2 separate regions of the Homo sapiens genome follow, and region 1 is linked to region 2. A link is an interaction called in ENCODE POLR2A ChIA-PET data of the cell type or tissue named here. Cell type or tissue: endothelial cell of umbilical vein. All regions are shown on one strand. Each heading gives the region's core, and the rest is flanking DNA. Links, peaks and the distances in the headings are about the cores only.

What was found. Peaks named below come from ENCODE experiments on the same cell type or tissue, not always from the same donor. Only the 100,000 strongest peaks of a DNase experiment are listed, where the experiment ranks them.
Region 1: POLR2A ChIA-PET joins it to region 2 with 30 read pairs; 7 of 35 experiments call an interaction of 5 or more read pairs at or near these places.

The regions. Positions count from the first base shown.
Region 1 is chr9:110,025,207-110,031,128 of GRCh38, forward strand. All of the region lies in intron 7 of PALM2AKAP2 (PALM2 and AKAP2 fusion), which reads left to right. It also overlaps the pseudogene RPL21P87. Among named protein-coding and RNA genes, the nearest start is that of C9orf152, 180 kb to the right of the region's middle. RefSeq lists an enhancer at 2,465-2,634 and a cis regulatory region at 2,550. In endothelial cell of umbilical vein, for the core only: no CTCF peak of the experiment used is centred there; DNase peaks (open chromatin) are centred at 2,655, 3,245 and 4,325; H3K27ac peaks cover 3,495 bases.
Region 2 is chr9:109,908,321-109,916,481 of GRCh38, forward strand. All of the region lies in intron 3 of PALM2AKAP2 (PALM2 and AKAP2 fusion), which reads left to right. Among named protein-coding and RNA genes, the nearest start is that of PALM2AKAP2, 130 kb to the left of the region's middle. In endothelial cell of umbilical vein, for the core only: no CTCF peak of the experiment used is centred there; DNase peaks (open chromatin) are centred at 2,551, 3,051, 4,031 and 5,071; H3K27ac peaks cover 3,837 bases.

The DNA of each region.
Region 1 (5,922 bases), core at 940-4,939, 120 kb after region 2:
CCTTTTTGAACAGTACCCATTCCCTTGATGTCTACAATATCACCTTTCTTATAGATTCGCATATACGTGGCCAAAGGAACAACTCCATGTTTTCTAAAAGGCCTAGAGAACATATGTCGGGAGCCTCTCCTCTTTCCCTTTGTGTTCGTCATTTTGGCGAATTACTGGAAGATGGAGGTTCCGCCCGAAAGGCTTTTTTTTTTTTTGTTCCTTCACAAGTTGATGGATTTTGAGGTTGTTTCTACCTTCTGGCAGTAAGTATTCTTGCTATGAATAGTTGCTGCTTTGGATAGTCACATGTAAGCCTTTGTGTGGACGTAGGTCTTCCTTTGTCTTGGGATTGTACCTAGGAGTAGAATTGCTGGGTCATATGGTAAATCTGGGTTTAACTTTTTAAAAAGCTGTCAGACTCTTTTCCAAAGCATCTACACCACTTTACACCTCACCAACAATGAATGAGGCTTCCAAGTTTTCTACATCCTAGCCAACACTTACTACTGTCCATCTTTTGATTATAACCATCCTAGTGGGTGTGGAGTCGTATGTCATTGTGGTTTTGGTTTGCATTCTCCTGGTGGCTAACGACACTGAGTTATTTTCATGTGCTTATTGGCTATTTGTATGCAGTTAATTTTTAATGGCTTGATTTCCTTTTTTGCCATAGTTTGTTCAATTATTAAATTGAAGCACTCTCTCATTGCAGCTGCCCAGTCAGTGTTTTCTGAGTGAGGGACCCTCTTCTTGACTGTGGCAGGAGGGTGCACTCAACTCACACTTCCCCTTTAAGATCACTGCCCTCTCCACCACTACGTCCCTCTGCAGGGGTTGCATCAATCTCTCTTCTTTCTATTTCTTTTCTTTCTCTCACTCTTTTATTTATTTCTTTCTTTCTTTTAGACAGGGTCTCGCTATGTCACCCAGGCTGGAGCACAGTGTGATCATGGCTTACTGCAGCCTCAACCTCCCAGGCCCAAGCAATCCTCCTACCTTAGCCTCCTGTGTAGCTGGGACTATAGGCGTGCAGCACCACACTTGGCTAAATTTTTATTTTTTGTAGAGAAGGAGGACTCCCTATGTTGCCCAGGCCAATCTTAAACTCCTGTGCTCAAGTGATCCTCGTTCCTCAGCCTCCCAAAGTGTGAGATTACAGGTGTAAGCCATCACACCCAGCGATTATCTCTCTTTTCTATTTTCCCTTCACATCTTAGCCTTTTTTCTTTAATTTTTTTATTAGCCTAATCAATGCTATTTTTTATTGTGGTAAAACAGATATAACATTTACCATTTTAAGCACTTTTAAAGGGTACCCGTCTGTGGCGTTAGGTACATTCAAAGTGTTCTGTAACCATCATCGTCATCCATCCTTCTCCAGAACTTTTTCAACATCTTCTTCAACCAAAACTCTCTACCCATTAAATACCAGCCCCCCATTCTCTCCTACTCCAGCTCCTGTCAACCACCTAAATGTTGCATTTTACACCTAAAATGTATTACTATTTAATTGCCTTCTCAAAGGGATTTTTAATACATTATGTTAATAGTAAAAAGCCAGTAAGGCCAGGCGTGGTGGCTCACTACTGTAATCCCAGCACTTTGGGAGGCCAAGGCAGGTGGATCACTTGAGGTCAGGAATTCAAGACCAGCCTTGCCAAATGGTGAAACCCCGTCTCTACTAAAAATACAAAAATTAGCTGGGTGTGGTGGCACACACCTGTAATCTCAGCCACTCTGGAGGCTGAGGCACGAGAATCGCTTGAACCCAGGAGGTAGAGGTTGCAGTGAGCCGAGATCGCGCCACTGCACTCCAGCCTGGGTAATAGAGCGAGATGCAGTCTCAAAAACAAAAACAAAAACAGAAAAGCCAGTAAGATGGCTACCCCTCAGAAATAAAGTAGGAAGCTGCTACAAGCTAGATTTTTAAAGATATTGCTGGTTACAAAAGTTCCTTTCTTCTGTGGCGTGAACTGTCCAGGACCCTCATACTGGAAATGTCTTGGCCTTATCCAGCTGGTGCCTTGCTGCAAGTCCCAAATCACACCTGCTTGGCTGTGCATCATTTTCTTGAATTTTGTTTATCCAACGACTGGATAAAATGACATCAAGTAATCCATGTTAAAGAAGTATCTCTAGGATAAAAATTTTGTGATTTGGCTGTCATTTCCATCAAATACACCAACTAAATCGTAGATGCTCTCTTTATCTTGCCCTCTTGTCCATATATACTAAGACTAAAAACTAAGTGTTTGCAAAAAAGAATACAAAAAATTTTAGCACAGCAGAATTTTCCTCAGAATGAAGTCTGGTATTCTTATTTACATGTTCAATATTTCTCATTTATGCTTGAACAAGAAACAAGGTTGGTAGCCCTTAGGCAAACTAGAGATTCTGGCTGTAAAACCGTTTGAAAAGGGTACATTTCTATTCAAGGACATGGGAAAGCCACATTTAAAAAAGGATGTTGCTTCTCTACACGTAAAACTTGTTGGAAGACAGATTATCCTCCTAGAAGAGCAGATGTTCTCTATTACAAAAGAGGAAAAGCATTTAGACTCTTCCGGTGGTGAATAGAGGCCACAGGTTACAGCTTTCTTTGGCCTTTGCTTTTAAAAAAACATTCTGCTGAAGGCCTTTTGTTGCCAGTGGTGTCCAGCCGGTTGCCCTTTGTATTTGATGATGACGACATTGAAAGGATTGTTTTGTGCAGGGACTCTGGACAAAAAAGAGACATTTGGGACAGAAAACCTTTCTACATTGTGTATATACATAAAGATCGCTCTAAATTTGGTTCCTTGCCAAAGGAAATATTTTCGAAGATTTTTTAAAAATCCTTGAAACTATTCAGGGTAGTGGATCTCAGAGGGGGTTTGGCATTGGTGAGTAGGAGGCATATCGGTACTATATGGGTCAGTTTTTATAATACATGTCTTTGAGAATCATTGTCTTGAATTTTCTTTAAAATGAATATGAAGAGCTCTGTTGTAAACTGTAATAAACTATATTATTAATGGTTATTTATTGTTCCTGTGTGCTACTCCCTATTTGTCAAATAAAATAAATGTGAAAGAAATGAAGTCACAACCATTGACAGCTTTCAATAATCTATGTGTAGATAAGGAATATTCGTGGCAAGTGAATAATCTCAGGTACCTTCTTCTTTGCCGTTTTATTTCTTCGCTGTGTTCTCTTGCCAACAATAATAGCTAACATGGGTTGAACGTTTGCTTTGAGCTGAGTACTGTGCTACACATACACCATCTCGTGTAATCCTCCAGATGACTCTGCTAAGGAGAAACTGTTATTAATCCCATTCTACAGATGTGGTGGCTGTGGCACAGTAAAGTAACTTACCCAAGATCTCAAAGTGAGTGTGTGGTGGAGCCAAGCTTTGAACCCAGATGGAAGGACACTTTGTAGCCTCTCTGTTTGGGTTTTAATAAGTGCAGGTTTATTTTTTTTTAATTAGCTAAAGCAGGGGAGCTCCAATGACAGGGCAAGGGTAGCTTAGCCAGATAAAATATTAGATGTCCAGTTCGATTTGAATTAAATTGCATGGGACATACTTATATTAAAAAATTATTTGTTGTTTACCTAAAATTCAGATTTTACTGGGTGTTCTGTATTTTTATTTGCCAAGTCCAGTGGCCCTAGGCAAGAGGAGTGTTGCAAAGGAAATGAAGGGAACCGCGTAATGTGTTTTGATTATTGTCCTTTGGGATTATTTGTGGTTTTGGGTTCTTTTTGAAAAAAAAAAAAAAAGACTTTTTTCATTTTAAACATGACAATGTATTTTATTAAGCTTTAAACCAGACAGATGTATATTTTAAGGACTTGTAATATGCTGATAACCTATCAAGGGACATCCCTTGATATGCTTCTTTGCTAGGAATCCAAATCTGATCCATGCCAAGATTTGTACCTCATTGGTTTCTCTATGAAGTGAAACTATGAGAAACACTACCCTCTATTTGTTTGTTTGATTGTTTTTTCTTTTGAACAACAGCAACAACAAAAACCCTTTACCTCAATCTGGGTATATCATGACTTTTTGGAAGCCTTATTCTAGGATCTTCTTTTTAGTTGGGATATCAGTGTTAGCCTAATTTCATTTTCTGCAGATAGCTTCATCATCCCAATTTTTAAAATGTTGATGAAATACTCTTGTGCTTTTATCAACTCCTACTTGGTAAAATCCCCTATCTCTGAGTGGTCACCCTAAAATACATGACATGGGCATGGATATTCCCAGCAAAAGTTCTGACACATTCACAAATGCTTCCTGAGGACATCTGTCTGTTTCCTTCTATGCACATTTTGAACATTCCAGCAGTGAGAATGACTAATGATGCTAAAGCTCTAGAAACTGTCACGTGTTGCTGTTCAGTATGTCAGAGCCTGTCTGCAGATAAGCCTCATTTCTTAAGAATAATCTGTCCCAATCAAGCTAGTTTTGCAACAAGGCTCATTTGCAAGTACCAAAGTCTATGACTTGTGAAAGAACCAAGCCACGCAAACCAAACACAGAACCCAGTGACAGAAACTATTGGTCTTTAGTGCGACTGGAAGGTAGCCAACCTGGTTCCCATTTAGGCAGGGAACCAGTTTGTCTCTCCAGTTAATGTCTGAATAAATTACCATTCATGTCCCTGAGGGTTTGGAATGATTGCAAATTATTTCTGAAATCCTGGGTAGAACTCATGTGGCCACTTACGATAAGCCTTGTCCTTCTGCAACTGGTCAGGTATCAGAGAGGTCTCATAAATCAAGATTGTAGTTATCAGGAAAAGTTGTTGGATTCATAGAGTAGGGGCCAAGGGAAAACTTTCCCTTTGCCCTCTGAAATTTCGTTGAAAAATCAATTGACACTAGACAGATTAACGGGAGAAATGGCATAGAAGTTTACTAATGTGCAAAGAGAGAAAATTACACACAATGGGGTACAGATGGTTATATACCCTTCTTCTTAGAGGAAACGGAGATAGGAAGTGTGGAGATAGGAAGTGGGGGGAAGGGCAGTAAATGATTTTTACTTGAAGAACCAACAGTGACCTGGGACAAAGTCTGTTGGGCCCACAGAACAGACAACAATTTGTGACAGAAGTCTGTTCAGATGTGTTGACAGACTTCATTCAGTCTTTCTTCCTGCTATATGAGTTGCTAATGGCAACTCAAGGAAGAGACCAGAAGTAATTGTTTTCTTCTCTGGAGGGTAAGATTTTAGGTAGATAAGGGAACTTCACAGAACCATTTCATCCTGTGCGTAGGGGAGAGACAGAAGATTGAGAGACAGGAGTGAGGGGAGGTCAGAGAGACCTTGAGCCTTCTTCAGGTTCAGAATATCAAAGCATCATATTTGGGGATATAGGTTTCTGAGCCCTAACAATGGGAAGAATGATCTTTCTGTATCATATGAATACTGAAGATTGTTGAAGTGAGCATCTAGTGCTCCTATCTCGATAAATTATCCAATGCCTTTCCCATCTCTTTCTCCTACCCATTCTCTAGTGGCCTGCCCCCTTGCCCTTTTTATTGTAGTGAAAACTTAGTAGTAAAAAATACACTTGGTAAAAATCATGACATCATGTAAATTGTATGTAAAAAGATGACATGCTCATACAAGATGCTTGATTCATTGCCTAGCAGAGCAGGCCACTGGTAGGTCTGCATACCACGAGCTGGTCTGTTTCGAGGTCACTTATGCTTACTATCATTGCAACAACTACTTCTTCCTCAGAAATTAGTCAGTGGAGATGTGACATTTATTTTATCTCAGAATTTTTATGTCTGTTTCTGAAAAGAAAAAGGTACCAGCAGCTGCAGTTCCCACTCCGTCTCCCAAAGGGATCTGGGCTAGAGGGTAGGGTATTGGATTTGTCATCATATTTTCCATCTGCTCACAGATTGTGAGGTTTATTATTGTTTCTG
Region 2 (8,161 bases), core at 1,998-5,997:
AAAACATTTGGATTGGGAGTGGTTTCATTTGCTCTTAGGCAGGACACACTGCAGGGTAGCAGTTAATATTCTAGGCTCTAGCTACAAGCAGACCTGGGTTTGAATCCCAGCTCTGCCACTTACTGGTGGAAGGTCATAAGTTGCTTGAACTCTCTCAACCTCAAGTTCTTCATCTGTCAAGTGCGAATAACAGTAGTAGATATTTTACCAAGTGCAAAGAATTGAATAATGCTTACAAACCATTTAGCATATCATCTGGCATTGTCTATTACAGTAAATGCTCAGTAAATGTGAACTATTTTACCCCTGTTGTTTGACGTTAATTTTTTTTCAATGAATGACTCATTGAGATACTAACTCATGCGTCTTGAAAACACTACCAGTCTCTCCAGAGTAACCTCCAATATGGACAACAGGCAAAAATATGGTGATTATTCCCAGTTTGGGCATTTGTGAAAGATGTGGCTGAGGCTGTATGGATGCGTGTGCACACACACACACACACACACACACACACAGAGGCCGATGGGAAAATCTAACTCAGCAGGAAAGCTATCACAGAGCGCTGGATTTAGGCACAATGAGTAAACAGGGATTTGGAAGAGAGGAATGCACCACATAAACAATTTTCACAATCTGGTATGAAAGCCCAGATGCTTCCTGCATGAAGGGGTGAACTCAGAGAGCGTCACAGGGCAAAATGAAGTAAATGCTGAGACTGTCCATCATTCTGGCCCAATTCCTACATATCTGTGCATCTTCTACTTATGGTTTTATTTAGGTGAGAATAAATAAGAGTACCTCATAGTAGATAAGAATAGTACATTACACACGCGCGCACGCACACACACACACACACACCTGGGGTTAGATGAAATTGTATATTTGGGGAACTTGGGGTAAAGAGTACAGAGCCACACAGCAGTTACCTTCTGCATCCTCCTGCTTCAGAGAAAGCAAATAAGACCAGTTTCTTTTTAATCTGTTGTTTTTACTAAGTCCAGGATTGATGTTAATTTGAATTTGTTCTTTTAAGATTCATTTTTGACTGAAAGAACTGAGCCGGAAGGTCTGCTTGAGGCTACTTCCAGTTGAGAAACAATTTATGTGTTCATTGAGACAGTCATTTACTCAACCAACACTTACTGAGAACTTTCAATGAGGCAGGTTCCTTGCTAGATACAGGCCAGCTAGATGCTAGAAGCCATCATCAAAGGAAGATGAAAAAGTGATGGTAATTATCCTCTAGAGGTTTGTAAACTGGAGTTAGGGAAGGGAGCCCAAAATCCATGAATGAGTGATTAAAATACAGTGGGATAAAGTTGGTGGTAGAAATATGTCCATGAGATATGGCAGCAAAGAAGAAGAGCACCTTCATGGGAAAAGTCCAAAGAAGACTTCCATAAAGAGATGATACCTGAGCAGATGCTTTAAAAATGAGTAGTAATTACCCATGGGAAGGGGAAGAGAGAGAACAAGGGCAATCCAGGCAGAGGGGTGGTATGAGCAAAGTCATTGAGCCAAACAAGGAAATCTTCATTTCTGCAGGTAAATGAGAGGCTGGGAGTGTGTCATATCCATGAGCTTTAGCAGAGAGCCCATGAGGGGTTTTCAGCAGGGGAGTGCTATTGTGGTGTGTCTAGGCACATTCTGGATTTTAGGGTGATGGGGCTGCATAGAAGCAGAGAGATTGGTTAGAAGGTTGTTGCAGGCATTTAGGAGAGAGCCTATACTAGGGCTGAAGAGAAGCAGCTATGAAAAGAGATTTGTGGGGCAAATTGGCTTGGTGGCTAATAAGACACTTAGTTGACCTGGTGACTAATAAGATACATGTACGTGATGATAGTAAGCGAGGGTCAAGCCAGAGGTGAAGACAACATCTAGGTTTCCCTCCTAAGTAGAATGGATTAACGGTGGTACCAGCATCTGAGCTAGAGAATAGGGAGGAGCAGCTCTATGGAGAAAGATGAGTTTGGTCCTGTATATGTTGTGTATGTGGACCATCCGGGTGGAGACATTCAAAATACAATTGTACATAAAGGCTGGAGTTCAGGAGAGATGCTGAAGATATAGTTTGGATAGATTTAAGCATGTTCGGTAGGAATTAAAGCATGAGGCTGGACATGAGTAGCCAAGAATTAAATGTTAATCAATAAGAACAATAAAACAAATAAACCTTTAGTGGTAGAGTAGGAGAAGAGGTGCCCATATGGAGAACATGGCGTCATGGTCTCTTCATCATGGAGGAAGAGTGATCAAATATGTTTTTAAAAACGAAGAAGTCAAACAGATCCACACCAAAGAGGGTCCGCTGGACGTGGCAGTCATGGACTTGACTAGGAGCAGACGCAGCAGGGCATGAGGGCAGAGGGACTGAGGCTGAGGCATGGACTTGACTAAAAGCAGATGCAGCAGGGCGGTGAGGGCAGAGGGACTGAGGCTGAGGCATGGACTTGACTAGGAGCAGACGCAGCAGGGCGGTGAGTGCAGAGGGACTGAGGCTGAGGAGGGGTCAGGATGTGAGGATGTTGAGGCAGTAAGAGATGACTGGCCTTGGGGAAGTCTGGAAGAGGGATTCAGCAGCAACTAGAACAGGATGCAGGGTCAAGAGAAGTTCACTTATTTTTAGTATGGAAAGAGATAATTCTTGTTTATTGACTAGCAGGAAGGAGGCATCTTGGAGAGAGGTGAAGACACAGGGGAGAGGGGATAGTTAATGGGGTATCCTCCCAGATCAGTCTGCACAAGCTCAGGTGCAGGGGTGGAGGCGCTGGCCTTCAACAGACAGTCTGAGTCAGAGGCTGGAGGTCAGAAGGTGTGGCTGGATGGGACTTTTTCTCTTCCTAGAAAAAAGGGACATTTTTAGGGGGAAAAGGAGGGGGTTTAAGCTATTGAGAAAAGTACTGCTTTGAAATGAAATAATCTCACTTTCCTGTAATCAAAACTCTTTATTTCTGATGAAACAGACTCAAATAAGAATCACAACAAAGAAATCAGTGCTCAGCTCAAGCCTGGAAATGATTTCCTACACGGAAATCCACTTGCACAGATTCTGATAGTGTGAGTCATGTGATTCCAGATGGAGTAAATACACATGAAAAGGAGAGAAAAGCTGGTGTCTCCATGGGCTGAAGCACACTTATGGAGAGAGAAATTTTCATTTATTTGTATTTGGGCTTCAATATGATTACATCACCATCAATAATGAAAAGTGCTGCCATGTCCCAGCTGTATACTTAGATCAAGATATAAATCAGTCCAATATTGTTCTTTTTTCTCACTGAATATCTAAATTTGTATATTTGAGGGGAAAGTAGAAAAACCAAGCCAAGATTTTAAAAATTACATTTACTATCACCATCTCCAAGTTACATTCACTATAGAATCCTTTAGAAGCATGTTCTTGGGTAGCTTTGCTTTTTATGCACTCAACAAATATTTATTGAGCATCTGTATGTACAGGGAAGAATGTGAGGTACAGTAACACAAAATATATAGTCCTATCTCTTAATAAGCCTGCACTTGGGAGAAGGTATAGATAGGGTTGGGAAGGATAAATATATTTTTAACACTCTAATACAAGGCAGAGTGTACCAAAAGTTAGAAATGCTGTGGAGAATCAGAATGAATGAACATACCAGGCTGGGTTGGGGGGCTGGGGGAATTATGGAAAACATTCCTAAAGAGATGTAATTTGATTTGGGCTTTTATTATGATATCTGTTTTCAGACAATGGAGTTGAGAGTGGGGAGTCCTTCCTGGCTTTGTCAGGAGCAGTTTGAGGTCTTGGCTGAAGACAGGAAGGCATAAGGCTGGAAAGGGGTGGGAGCAGAACATGGAGGGTGTGAACTTCCAGCCGAAGAAGTTTGATGGGGTTTGGGAAGGAGGTGAGAGGGAGCCACCAGGAAAGGATGTGAGCTGGACCTTTGGAATTCTTAAAGGGACCCTTGTCTTCTCTGCCATATTTCTGTCTCAGGGATGACGTGAGGAAAAAAAAAAAAGAGGAGGAAATGGGCTTGAGTTTCCACTGACACCTTACAGTCAAGGAAGGCCCTGTTCTTTCATAAGGAAAAGTGGAAATCCTCTGTTTACTTAAGGGCCATTAACATGTTTTCATATTAAAATACCAAATGATCTGCCGTGACTCCAGATAGACTCATCTAAATAAAAGGAAGCTGTTTCCTTACAAATTGAGTCACAAAGGATAAATATTTGTGGAGTGCCATAGAAACAAATGCGCTGTCTTCCTGAAATGTGGAAAATGAATTTTGTAGCATTGATTTGCATGAAAACAATATTCTTCCCAGTGTTCTACCTAGAATATTGAAATGGAGGTATTAAGATAGATGATAGATAGGACAGATAGATTGCTAGAGAGCTAGATTAGATAGATAGATAGATAGACAGACAGACAGACAGATAAGATAGATAGATCGATGAGGTTAAATATTCTTAGGATGGAAGAAGGGGTCAGATAATCACATCTCAGACAGATCTGGAATTCCAGGCAGCAGGAACTAATGAAGTGGTCTCTTCAGAGTTTTACCATGGGACGAATTCACCCCCGATTAGTTTTTATTCTTTGAGTCACTTCTCTCAAGACAAAGATCTTTGGGCAAGAGTTCAGTTGGCCTAGCTTAGATATGTTTCTACTCCTTGGCCAGGGATGTGAGCCTTCTGACCAATAGTTTCACCAAATCTACAAGGAACCCTAGAGAGACTTTTTTCCCAGTGGAGGAGCTGGATGTTGTTCCTAAAAGAAAAGGGCAGAGGGACCCTGGGCAGGCAAAATTTTCAGCTGCCTGCCACCTTAGCCCCTGTCCCCACACTCACTTCTGAACCACATGTGATCAGTCTTCTCTTCCCACCACATAACTGAAACTTCAAGGTCATGGGTGAGCTCTATGTTGTTAAGTCTTATTTATAGGAGCGATCAGCTCGCTGCACTGCAAGGCTGGAAAGGTGTTTAAAATGTATACTTAGGCATGTCTTGGCTCTTTCTGATATAATTCAGCTGGCAAAGGCTCTGGCAGGAAGCCAGACGGACACAAATAGCGCACCAAAGAGATGCTAAGACATGGGTGATTATAATTGTGCAAGGAGTAGAAACTTCTCTGCTGAGACTTTGGATGTGGCAGAGATTTGGGGAGTAGAAGGGGGGCAAAGCACAGTTCCAGCCAACCCCATTTACAGGCGTTGATTAGCAGTAATGAATTCACAACCTTGCAATTGCTCATTTTTTTTTCTTCTGCTGCTGAGTCATGGATAAGACTCTAAGCTCTGATTAGCTGTGATCCCTAATTCTCAGCACAATTCTAAGAGCATTCCTTCAAATTCAACAATATGTGGTAAGTGTCTTGTATTAATTAGGATTCCATGTGGATGCAAGGAACAGAGACCCACAATAACAGTGGCTTAAACAAGATGCTTATTTCTTTTTTTTTTTTTTTTTTTGAGACGGAGTCTGGCTCTGTTGCCCAGGCTGGAGTGCAGTGGCGCAATCTCGGCTCACTGCAAGCTCCGCCTCCTGGGTTCATGCCATTCTCCTGCCTCAGCCTCCCGAGTTGCTGGGACTACAGGCGCCCGCCACTACGCCCAGCTAATTTTTTGTATTTTTAGTAGAGATGGGGTTTCACCATGTTAGCCAGGATGGTCTTGATCTCCTGACCTCGTGATCCACCCACCTCGGCCTCCCAAAATGCTGGGATTACAGGCGTGAACCACCGCGCCCGGCCAAGATGCTTATTTCTCCCTTCAATAAAAATCCACAGGTCTGCAGTTATGTAAACATCCACAGGCATGCAGTTAAGAGCTGTTTGGTGGCTGTGCCCTGTGAATTCCTTAGGGACCCAGACCTGTTCCACTTTAACCCTAAAGACTGATCCTTGTCAACAGTGACCAAGATGGCAGTTTGTGCCTCAGCTGCATACATGTGCATTTCAGGCAAAGGATGAAGAAAGAACTGGAGAAGAAAGGGCTAAAGAAGATTCTAGGAGCTGACATATAGCACTTTCACTTACATGCCTTTGGCCAGAGCATGTGGCTACAAAGGATGCTGAGAGATGTGGCCTTTACTCTGTGTGGCCATATGCCCAGCTCAGCCACAGGAATGACATTGCTTTGAGAGAAGGGGAGGATGGAAATTGAGCAACTTAGCAGTCCCCTTTCCACTTTTACTTGTGCTGAATTCATAAACATGTGGGCAGCTTTCCTCTCCTCTGAGCAGCAAACACTTCTTCTGAGGTTCTTGTTTTGGCAGGTTGGCCAGACAGGCACCCCACTTGACTGCTCAACTATGAAACTGCAGTTCCAGAGAAGAGAACAGGTCTGAATTAAGCACCTTAAGCCAGTTGGTCAGCATCTCCTTTTATTCGGAGAGTAGTTACTGAGATTCAAACCCATGTCAACTGAGTAGCAATGTGTTTGGCTATAGGGTAGGGCGTAACCCTAGTCTATGTCTCTCAATAGTGAGTTATTTCATAAAGGCTCAGCCCATCGTCAGGAATATGCTGGTCTTGCGTAAGCCTTTTTCAGAAGTGTTCATAGGGTCCTGAGAATTTTGTGAGCACTTCTTTACTGCTTCTCTTGCCTCCTCTTTTAGTTGGTGCTGAGTTCACTGCATGAAGGGTCCCAGGAGTCCTCTTTCCCCTTGGTTTTTCTACTCCTTTCCTTTTCTGCTCTTTCTACCACCTCCTACTGCTGGACCTCTTTGTATCTGTACTCCACCATGGAAAATAAGTTTTGTTTGCCCCAGATCTTCCCATTTCCCAGAGTGGAGCCTTTATAATTCATGATGTTTACTAAACTTGATCTCTGCCCTTTCAAGGGATGGAACTCAGATAATGAAAGATATAGGGAGGGATACATTGCTTAAATCTGTGAGTGGGCATTACGATGGGCCTAAGTGTCCCAAGAGGGATTGGCTTGCCATGGGAGGTGGTGAGCTCCCCATGTGTGGAGAAGTTCAAGAAGGTGTGAAATAATCGTTGGGTGGAGGACAGTTCAAGGACTTCATGTTTCTGGAGAGCAATTAAGTTCAATGGCTTCTACTCCCAGTCTGACCTGTGCTTCTGTGAGCTTGAAAAATATATATTGTGTTGCAATGTGCATTCTTTAGGGAATGAAGGTAAAAGGGCAAGTGGTCATGGGAGGATGTCAAGGATAGGGGCAAAGGGTACTGGTTCCCCAGCCAGACCACCAGGGTCCAAATTCTGGCTGCACATCATCTCTGCAACCCTGGACAAGTCAGTGCTCTTTCTGTGTATCCATCCATCTGTGTCATGGGAGTTGCAGATTTTTTTACTTCATGGGATATTGTGAAGATTAAGTATTATAATGTACGTAAAACACTCATAACAGTTCCAAGCACACAGTAAGCACTCAATAATCCTAATCCTTATGATTATTATTGTTACATATATTACTGTATCTAGCAAAAACAATATTAGAATTGTTAGTATTATAATAATTATTATCATCATTGATGGGGAAGGAAAAATGAAGCCCACCTGAGTTCACAGACAAGACCCTCTCCAAACAGTAAAACAATTAAAAACCAAGTTGTATTTGTCTGTGCTCCTTTGGATTCAACTGACCAACACCCAGGCAAAGGGAAAATATATTGGCTTGCTTTTTTTTTTTGAGATGGAATCTTGCACTGTCGCCCAGGCTAGAGTGAAATGGCATGATCTCGGCTCACTGCAACCTCTGCCTCCCAGGTTCAAGCGATTCTCCTGCCTCAGCCTCCCATGTAGCTGGGATTATAGGCACCTGCCACCATGCCCAGCTAATTTTTGTATTTTTAGTAGAGACGGAGTTTCACCACATTGGACAGGCTGGTCTGAAACTCCTGACCTCAAGTGATCCACCCACCTTGGCCTCCCAATGTATTGGCTTTTGTAAGTAAGAAGGGCAAAGGAGTAGCTGAGGATCTGGGAAGCAGGAACTGGAGATTGAATGGCACGGGTCCCCAGCAGCCAGCATGCTCTGTCTTCCCTTCTCTTTGTTTGGGCCTTGCAGGAAGGTAGGCTCTCAGCAGAGCCTTGAAGGCCAGGTATTTGAGAGCCAGGCAAGTGAAGCAGAAGGAGAGCATGAGTGAGCCATTGGGAGTGGGGACGGAAACGGCGAGAACCTATCCAAGGCACCGTGCTGAGCTATGAAG